Linked DNA regions of Mus musculus: region 1 is linked to region 2. The links are chromatin loops, found by intact Hi-C in ENCODE. Cell type or tissue: left cerebral cortex. All regions are shown on one strand.

The links. Hi-C counts contacts between places; a loop is a spot of excess contacts. Peaks named below come from ENCODE experiments on the same cell type or tissue, not always from the same donor. Only the 100,000 strongest peaks of a DNase experiment are listed, where the experiment ranks them.
Region 1: it touches region 2 in a loop (6-fold over the local background); 19 of 42 quality-filtered maps call a loop at or near these places.

What each region holds. Positions count from the first base shown.
Region 1 is chr12:100,107,424-100,112,423 of GRCm38, reverse strand. It overlaps Psmc1 (protease (prosome, macropain) 26S subunit, ATPase 1), which reads right to left and starts at 2,222. Exons shown (of 11, transcript NM_008947.3): 1 at 2,213-2,222; 2 at 40-93. The coding sequence starts at 2,215. In left cerebral cortex, no CTCF peak of the experiment used is centred here; a DNase peak (open chromatin) is centred at 2,245; H3K4me3 peaks cover 1,909 bases; H3K27ac peaks cover 1,093 bases.
Region 2 is chr12:99,900,263-99,905,262 of GRCm38, reverse strand. Tdp1 (tyrosyl-DNA phosphodiesterase 1) reads right to left here. Exons shown (of 16, transcript NM_028354.5): 6 at 2,881-2,915. Among named protein-coding and RNA genes, the nearest start is that of Tdp1, 18 kb to the right of the region's middle. In left cerebral cortex, a CTCF peak has its summit at 3,081 (motif pointing left); a DNase peak (open chromatin) is centred at 456; H3K27ac peaks cover 184 bases.

The DNA of each region.
Region 1 (5,000 bases), 210 kb before region 2:
CAGTTTCTATGGCCCGATCAGATCTTGCTTGGTATTTACCTTGTCATCCTTCTTGCCACCCCCAGGACCATGGCCACCACTCTGGCTTTGACCCTGAAAGATAAAAAAAGACAAAACACACATAAATTCAGAATACTATCACTTCACTGGTACTTTGGCTCTAAAACACAAGCACCCCCACCCCCACCCACTGTAATGTGTGGAAAATGAGTACCTGGGCTCCCAGGTATGCACTTACTGTGTAGACATTACTTGCCTCTTAGAACCAAGAGCCATGCGACAATGAGGAGCCAGTAAGAAAGCTGGCAGCCAGAGAGCACCCCTCTCAACCGGGAGGTTCAGACTTGCCACCCTCTAATGTCAGTTACCTCCCCGACTGTGAAAAGAGACTCGCCACGCATGGTCATTTACTCTCTCCAGAGATCCACAGGACCCAGAAGACTTTCAGCAGCAACCTACCAAGCTCCTATCCTGACAGCCTGGGACCCAGACAAGACTTCCTTCCCGATCTGAAAAGCTGTCATCTTAAAACGCATGAAAAGCTCATCGGGATTTCTGACTTTAAAACAATGCTTAACACTGGGCGATGCCTTAAATGGTGGTCCTTTAAATTCCTGTGCAAAGATATGTGGTTTAGTGTACGTGTGGGTCTGTGCCCGCATGCCGGGGCACTCGAGAGGAAGCCAGAGGGCGACTTCCAGGGATTCTTTCCTTCTGCCTTGTGGGTCCTGGAGTCAACTCAAGCTGCCAGGCTTCATGTCGAGTGCCATCCCATCTGCCCAACAGTGGAGCTTGAAACAGGAGTAACAGTGGACTCACTGATTCACCACCCTAGGGAAGCACCTCTCACTACAACACTGGTGGCTTCAGTACCAGGACAAAACCACCTCAGAAATGATGCCAAGCATAAAGCACATTCGACCACACGCAAGGCTCGGACCTACTCAGAGCTGGAGTTACAGACCATTCTGGAGCCTGCTGGCATGCATGGGTGCCGGGAACCAAACGTGGGTTCTCTCAAAGTGCAGCAGGTGTTCTTTACCCCTGAGCCGCTTGATTCTCAAAGCCCCCTTGATACACAGGCAGATAAAAGGACCAAGGTCCAGGGAGGTTAACGGCCCTGTATATTGTCACAAAGCTTGTTAGACAGAAATCACACTAAGTTCTGCTGTCTCTCAAACCCAGAGGGTTTCTCAACTGCTCTAGAAAAGAAAGGATTTGTGCCCCACCAATGGTCACTGGCTGTATTTCTGTTTCCTCATTAAAATGGGGACATTAATAATAATCTTCGGGGTTGTTCTAAGAAGTAAGAACAACTCTGGGGAAATGCCTGGCGCATGTTCGGGATACTTTTTGTTTGTTTGTTTGTTTGTTTGCTTTTCCGAGACAGGGTTTCTCTGTGTAACTTTGGCTGTGCTGGGACTCACTCTGTAGACCAGGATGACCTCGAACTCAGAAATCCACCTGCCTCTGCCTCTCGAGTGCTGGGATTAAAGTCGTGCGCCACCACCGCCCGGCTTGGGATACTTTTCAAAGTCATCACCGGTCCTTTGTGTGCTCTGGCCTTCACCTACATTCAGATGCATTGGCCTGGCAGCTCATGATTCGGGCGGACTTCAGGGTTGCCTCCTTTTGCATTTCCTGACCCTCTGCCCTGCCCGGGCTTCGCTCAGCTATCAGTACAGATTACTCCCTTACAACCTTAATTTAGGCCTCGATTTAGATTTCACATCCACGAAGGGTCCTTCGCTGATACCCTAACAAAACCAGCCACCTTCTTACAACACAGCTACGTAACGATCTGGCCCGGTCCTGTTCCCTGACATATTTATTGTCTCCCTGCTCTAGAACGGAAGCGCCATCATCAACCGTGCTCGCCCGGTAACCTCCGTGCCTACATCTGAATCCGGCTCAACCAACCAAACCGGAGAGCGCTGAGCCGTCTGCGGAGAAACACTACGCTGGCTCTGCGGCTCAGCCGCTGTCCCCAGCGTCGGCCGGGCTGTCCCACTCGGCTTCAGCCCTTCAGCGCCTGCCTACTCGAGCGGTTCACAGCCCGGTCTCTCCCTGGGCGCCGTGCATCCTGCCCGCGTCCGCCAGGGAGTGAGATCCGCTCCGACCCGCGATGAACCCGAGCGTCACATCGCCTCGTCCTCCCGCCTTGGGGCGCATGGATGTTTGAGACGACCAGCCGAAACCCTTAGTCACTCACCATCTTCCTTCAGTCCTCCAAATCGCCACCGCCGGAAGTGCATCCACCAAAGCGACCCGGACAGAACGGAAGTAACTTTAAAAAAAAAAAAAAAAAACAGGCTACGGAAGCCTATCGGGACCAACTTCCTCACGGGCGAAGTTGAGCACGAAGGGCTTATTTCGGCGGTTTGGTACAAGGATTGGTTAAACATGTGGGCACTTAAAATAGTTTACTCGAGGGAATTCTAAGTAGCTGATCTTGGGCTTTTGTCAGTAACTTAAGACAATGATCTTGGACGTTGGAGACTTGGGGAAAATATGAAAATTTTAGAAATTTAAAAGGATGCAAAATTATAATTGGGAAGAAGTATTTATGTCAGGCAGGAATGGCGCTTGGGACTGAGAAGTTGATGTGTACACAGCATTTATGATCTTCTTTAGTTTCTGAACTTTGTAGCTCTCTTGAAAATAGTTCTTTGCCGAAAGAGATCTAAATGTGTGCTTTTTTTTTTTTTCTTCCCTCTGATGACAAGGGACTGATGATGGTGGCTAATACTGTGTTAAAATTACCCTTGAGGCGCTGGAGAGAGGGCTCAGCAGTGAAGAGCAGGGGACCCACATGGCAACTAACAACCATTCAGGGCACCTGTAAGCACGTGATGTGCAAACTCATACATGTAAACATAAACAAAGTAATTAAAAATTAAAAAAAAAAAAAAGACAGGACACTGAATGTGGAGAGAGTCCAAGTATCACTGAGGAGGGACACAAACTGGGGCTTGGGGCCCCAGGCAGGTGTTACACATTGTTATTAATTAGTGTTATTAATGTTAACGATAAATTCTTTAGCTTGTCCATGTAAGTACTCTTTGTGTTCCTATTCCTAAGTAAGAGTTTGAGGGATAGGAAATCTGACTCCCTAATTAACAGCTACTTTGAACAAAAGAACTGGTTAGTCAAACAGCCCGAAGGACCTGGCTATTTTGAGTACTCCACAGACACACTGAGAACTATACACAATCCCAGTTGATGGCCTTAGCCGTTCCCAACACCTTGTATCAGACCTTTTGCTATCATTCAATGAATTTCAGAAGACCCTGCCATCATTTCTACCTAGCCCAGGTGGGGCTATTTCCCCTGATGGTCCAGCAGACAGAAACTGTGTGTTGTAAGGTGAAGGTTAAAGGGACAAGGTGACTGGTGCCAACACAAACCTTCATCAATACCCACGTGTGCTATGGTTATCTGAATCTTTATCTTGCTATATATACAGGCTGCTCCAAGCTTGCTGGGTGAGTTGGCTGGAGGACACTCCATTGCTGCCTCCCTGGATGTTGTAACATGAGGCTCAATAAAAGACTTCCTTTGGTCTTGTCTTGCCTGCTTTGATGGTAAAGGGAGGAAGTTAAATTTACTCTTGGGAGGCTGGAGACATGAACTGGTAGCACAGAGAAGCAGCAGATGTGGTGAAGGCAAAGGCGGTGGACCAACGGTGGCAGCAACGTTTAGATGTGTGATTGGGCGCTGAACGGCAACTGGATTGTTTGACAGCAGTGTGAGACAGAGGGAGAAGGGGATGGAAGCAGAGAGTTGTAAGAAGGCGAGAGCTGTAAATGGCTCCAGAGTGGGTAGAGACATGAGGACTGTGAGTTGGAGACCAGCCTGGTCTACGTAGCAAGTTCTAGGCTAGCCAGGGCTACATAGCCTCTGTCTCAGAGGCAAAAAAGTTACAAGTGGGAAGATTTAAAGGGTTCTGGTCTGTGTTAAAAGTGGCTTCAAGGCCAGCATTGCTTGGGATGCCTAGGAGTGTGACCCAAATATGACCGAAAGGACAGGAGGCTCCCTAAGAGGCCGGCACACACAGAACCGATGACGCTTAGGACTTGCCTTCTGTGGGACAGACAACGTTCAGAAGTGCCACAGTCACGTGATTTTAAAATCTCCTTTCTGCCCATCTACACAGTCGTGGAGGGAACTCTCCCTCTTTTCCACCCACACCTTCCATCTCCCTAAGCATCCGGAGAGACTTCGATAACTCAGCTTGCTTTTACTTATCTGTCATGGAGTAAACATAAATTTTGTGGGTTTTTTTTTTTTTTTTTTTTTTGTTGTTCTATTATTTTCTATTTCTTGGGTCCTCTTAAGAGAGGTAGTGTGGCCGGGCAGTGGTGGTGCACGCCTTTAATCCCAGCACTTGGGAGGCAGAGGTAGTGGATTTCGGAGTTCGAGGAGTGAGTTCCAGGACAGCCAGGGCTACACAGAGAAACCCAGTCTCAAGAAAAACAGAGGGAGAGAGAGAGAGAGAGAGAGAGAGAGAGAGGTGGTGTGGGCACTGATTCAAGTAGAAGCCGCATGCTTTAGAAGTTATGGATGGGGATAAGAAGAAGGGGAGGGGAGGGAGAGGGTGGGGGAGGGGAGAAGGTGGGGGAGGGGAGGGAGAGGGTGGGGGAGGGGAGAAGGTGGGGGAGGGGAGGGAGAGGGTGGGGGAGGGGAGGGAGAGGGTGGAGATTATGAATAGCCACATGTGGTGGTTTGAATGAGAATATCTTGGGTAATGTCACCACAATGAGACCCAAGCCAGACGAAGCCTCCCCTCCCCCATCTCAGTGGTCATCTTGTGGCTTTGCCTCTCTCTGCCCCATGTCAGAGTGCCACTTGGGTCAATGACTCAGCTCAGATTTCTCGTTCTCACTGCTATAGCTAGTTTCTGGACACTCACCATGCTCCAGGCTCTCCTGAGGGCGATGGGAATACTGTAATGAGCGAGCAGAAAACAAAATTTTGATGAATTTTGTAATAAGCAGGTA
Region 2 (5,000 bases):
TCATCACTGATATGCTCAGCAAATATAGTCGTGAAGGTCCGGAGGCCTTGTGGGGTTTCAACATATCCCACAATGCCCACAACCACCACTGGTGCGGTTTCCACAATGGTCACAGTCTCCACATTTCTTTCTTGTTCACCTTAGAGCCTGGCCTGTCAATTCCCGGATGACGTGGGTCATGGCAGCCTTGTAGCCTAGAAAGGCTGTGAGGTGAACAGGCTTGGAAGCGTCATCCTTAGGGAAGGCTCTTCACTTTCCCACAATGCCAGCTGCTGTGCTTGCGAGGCAAGAAGCCTTTAGGATCCATGCCTGGGAGCTGAGAATTTCCTGTGAGACGTCTCGCAGCCACACGCTACTGACAGAGCAAAGCATTTTCACTTTACACAAGTGCAGAGCCTGAGCTGGAGGAAAAGGACTATCTGAGTCACAATGAGCATGAACTCACACATGCCCACAAGCCAGGGCACTGTGTGTACTGACATGGCTGGAGGTGGGATGGTCAAAATTTTCAGTACTAGAAAGTGAGTGGGAGATGCGGCCTTGGTGAGACAGAGGAGCAGCTGGAGCAGTAGGCGGGAAGCATGCCCCTCCCTGCAGGCTATGGCTGGCTCCTGCTTACATGAGGACATTGTCCATTCAGCTGCTTTGTTTCTCCCTATTGATCTCAGAGCCCTCAGAGGTACTGCCCAACTCTGGGGCAAACCAGAGAACTTTCCCATTCTAAAGCATTGTGTGACACATCATGCCTGGAACCACTGTGCACCCTGGAGATGCTGGACAGACCACATCTGTAGATGGAGTGAAATCCTGACTATTTCTATTGTGCCCTGTGCGTGGTACCCAGCCAATGCCTGGTCAGTACATCGCTCAGGTGTGTGTCACCCCAGAACCTGCCTCACAGTGACTGTTGTCCCTGCTGGCTGGGAGGAGAGTTGTTATCACATCACTGTGAGCTGAGGCTTTCCCCTTCTCTATCTCCCATGCTTCGTGCTCTCACTCAGAGGTGAAAAGCTACAAGGACAAGGATGACCGACTTGAGACTCAGTGACATTACAGGGATTGCTTGGATAATTTTCGGCGAGGTAGGATCTCACGTAGACTGTCCTTGAACTCCTGCTTCTAGCTCGGCCTCCTAATTTTTAAAATAATAAACTAAAATCTCCAGACATGATCTCAATCCTTTACAAGATCCTGATGTTCCAGCAAAAACGTAAACCCTGGATACTCTCTGGCTGGGGAGGGTTCCACTCCACTGACGTCTCTGGATTGTGAGCTATTAGATTTAACCTACAGAATGTGCATGTGTGAGCTGCTCTAAGGAGCAAGGGTTGAACGGGGCCAAGGAAATAATGAATCAACTGTAGCACTGAGCAAACAAGAACAAATTAAAAACTAAGGTTAAAAATGATCTCTAGCCCCATGTTCATCCCCAAGGAACGTAAACTCATTTATCCTAGGTCTCTGCTTTCCGGTGTGTGATATTAAAAGAACCAAATAATTTTGATATGATTAAACAAAGGGGAGCTTCCCCTTTGCTCCTTCCCTGCTGCATTCACAGGGAAGCATCACCAAGCCAGCGTCTGAGGCAGTCTTCTGACCCCGCAAGTCTCTCCCGGGGGTGACAGCATGACCGACAAGCTCTCCATTGCTTGCTAGCCCAGAGGGACATCGGAACTTTTCCCCTGTGAAGCTCATTACACAGCGCAGACCACGTGCTCAGCACAAGAATCGGGCACCAGTGGCCCAACAAATCATACCGGGGCCCAAATGGTGACAGGGCTGGCAGAGGGCCTTCTAGAATCAAGAATGTATTTATCCTGGGGTCTCAGCTAAGGGCGAGAGACAAGGATTTCCTGTGTGGTGCTTTGCATTAAGGCTAAGCTGCCCCCACTGACAGCAATCTGTATTCTGAGCTGAAATTGGCATCTTGTGTGCTCAGAGCTAGAAAATGAGTATTTTATGCATGAGTCAGTACTTGAGTTCACTCTAAATTCTCTTTTGTCCCTTAGTGGACAAAAGCTACCAATTAGGGGTGGCCTGTAGATGTTACCCAGGACAAGTCAGAGAATGGAACTATCACTTCGTGCCTAACTGCTTCCAGTCTGGCTCCTTTTCACAACAGACTGGCAAAAATACTGCTGTATGCACACAGAGAGAAAGGCAGCCACAATACTGTCACTTTCCATCTCAGCTTCAGCAGGAAGCAGCGTCAGGCCAGACCGAGGACGGCCACTACCCCTAGCACACTGCTTCCTCTCTGGGGGCAGCAAGGCCCAAACTTCCACTCCTGGATTAAAAGAGAGAACAGCCATCTTCTGTCACAGTCTTTTGCCAAATCCCCTCAAGAGAAATGTGATTTGTAAAAATATTAAAGTAAAGACAACTGCATTTTGTTGTTTTTTCCACTTGAAAAGCCGAATAACCCTAAAAGTACTTGGTGAGAGGCTATGAAACTAAGTTAAAAATAAATCGAGCTGTCACTGGCTCACGTGAGAGGAAGAGGTGGGCCAATTTCTCCTGAGCCATCTCAGAGGAGTTCACTGGAGCCTTGCAGACTGGCAACTTTCCATAAAATCAGTTTTCCTTTATCAGAGTATGGGGCTGACTAATAATAGACTATTCAATGTAATTCATTCTTGCCAAATGACAGAACTTTTAAAAGCAGGTCTGTCACAAGCCCTGACTTAGCACGCAGAGTTGTCTATGACCACAGAACTACTCTTGAATTCTGTCTGCCAATGGCCTTGGCAGATGTCCTAAGCAATAGGCAGAGGCCTCCGAGGCACAGATCACACGCTTCCATGCTGACAGAGAGCTCCTTGATTATGTCCTTTGACCAATTAAAACCATACCTTCCCCCACTTCATAAAAGTTGCTTACGTGTGGTGTGTTCCAAATGCAATATCCAACTTTGCCTAGGATAGGAAAAAAGTAATTTATTTTAAAAAGTTGCACTTAAATGCTTAATTTTCCTGTCTACCGAAAATTAAATGGGGAAGGGAACAAGGCAACTCTTTAAAAACAAAACAAAACAAAACAAAACAAAACAAAACAAAACAAAACAAAACTGTTTGACTGCCCTCTATTGGACAAACAGAACACAGCTTTTATTACAGTATGCAGCAGGCTCATTTAAAATACTTTGGTTGGGGGCTTGGGGGTGGGGTGGGTGTTACCTAATATGATTTAATACATATTACATTTTTAATTACAGAAGTTATAAGTGGGAAACCTAATCTTTTAGTTGCCAAAAAATATAAATGTGATCCCAAACAAAGTTTTAAATAAGATATTTGGCTCCCAAGAAAGTTAGCATGAACAGAGTTTTAAGAACAGATTTAAACAGCATGGAATTGGTGGCAACATAAAGACATCATGATGCTAAGTTGAAAGAGAAAGTTTCATACAAAGGCAGCAGAAGCTGGAGATAAACACCGCCAAGCCCACCTTGTAATCCAGAATGAGTTTTATAAGTGCCGGTATGTCGAGGGTAAACATTTTATCTAACATCTAGCACAAGAGACCCAAGTCAAGCAGGATATGCCAGAAAGAATGGCTATGGAACAAACAAGTCGCTGAGTGATCAGTTTAGGAATACACTGCCTGGCCTCAAATCCTGCCTCACAATTTGCCTGACTTTGGAAAATAACTTATGTTCTATGACTTTGCTTTTGCCTGATTAAAGTGGGCTATTGTTATGAGATTTAGTTGTTAGGGAGAATGAGAAAATATGCCTAAGTGCTTAGGAAAGAGGTCTTTTGTTGTAAGCAATACATCTATGTAAACAGTGTCCTTTCCCAACCATAGGATGGAAGGATGGGACTGGCTGCCAGGGGAGACATGGACAACTGGACTATGAAGTGGGTAGCAGGCAGTCTGCAGAGGCTCCTAGCAGACCCACGAAGCTTGGGGAAATACATGAGGACCAGCATGCATTTGTGCTGTTTGACTAGAGAAGAAAGTTAGGAACTGTATTTCACATCTGTAAAACTACACAATCATTTTACCAGCTCATTTTTAACTGAGAAAGCACAGTGGCTAGGAGAACTGGCTCCCGAGTTTAGTTGGCTACAAGTTACATGCTTCAGGCCAGACTAAGGCACAAACAACAGGGATAAAAGCAACTTCAGCAGATAATCTTTAGCGCATGCTTCTTTTTGGGCTAATGGACCAACTCTTTCAAACGCTGTACCGATGCCACTAGGAATCCATTTTATACACGAACAAGTTAGATTTAACCAAATGGGAAGTGACAAAGCCAGAATGAACATCATGGAATGAGCCTGTGTGTCATCCCCACCCTCCAACTCACACATCAAAGGGCAGAGCCAAGAGGGTCAGTGTTTAGTGAGACAGACTTGGTGGCGTATGTGGGTCTCCAATACAATCAGAGTCCTCACTGAGACCAGAGTGCTAGTGGACCCTCACTTCTCTACCATGAAGAATACTGGGAGAACACAGCAACCACAAGGCACGAGCAGAGTCTTTACCAAGAACCAGAGTGACCTGTACCGTGACCTGACTCTGGCTTCCTAGATGTCTGTTATTTAAGCTGCCCAGTCTAAAAAAGAAAAAAGTTTTCCATCTATAAATGTTACTACAGTAGCCAAGGCACAGTCATATACCCAGACCTAGAGCTGAGGCAGAACTCAGACAAAGTATTTGAGCCCCTTGTTTCCAGCCCCTTGCACTAAATACACAGCCAACTGATTCCCGGATGACTGCTATTACCAGAAACACTCAATATGGAAAGGCACTTCAGCAGGACAGGACAGGGCCACAGTTCTCCTGCATCTCCCACTGGAGCAGTGGTTCTCAACCTGTGGTTGTAATCCCCTTTTAGAGTTGAACAGGGGTTGGCTAGGATTATCAGAAAACACAGATATTTGCATTATGATTCACAATAGTAGAAAAATTAGTCATGAGGTAGCAACAAAATAAAGTTATGGTTGGGGTCAGCACAGCATGAGGAACTGTATTGAAGGGTTGCAGCATTGGGG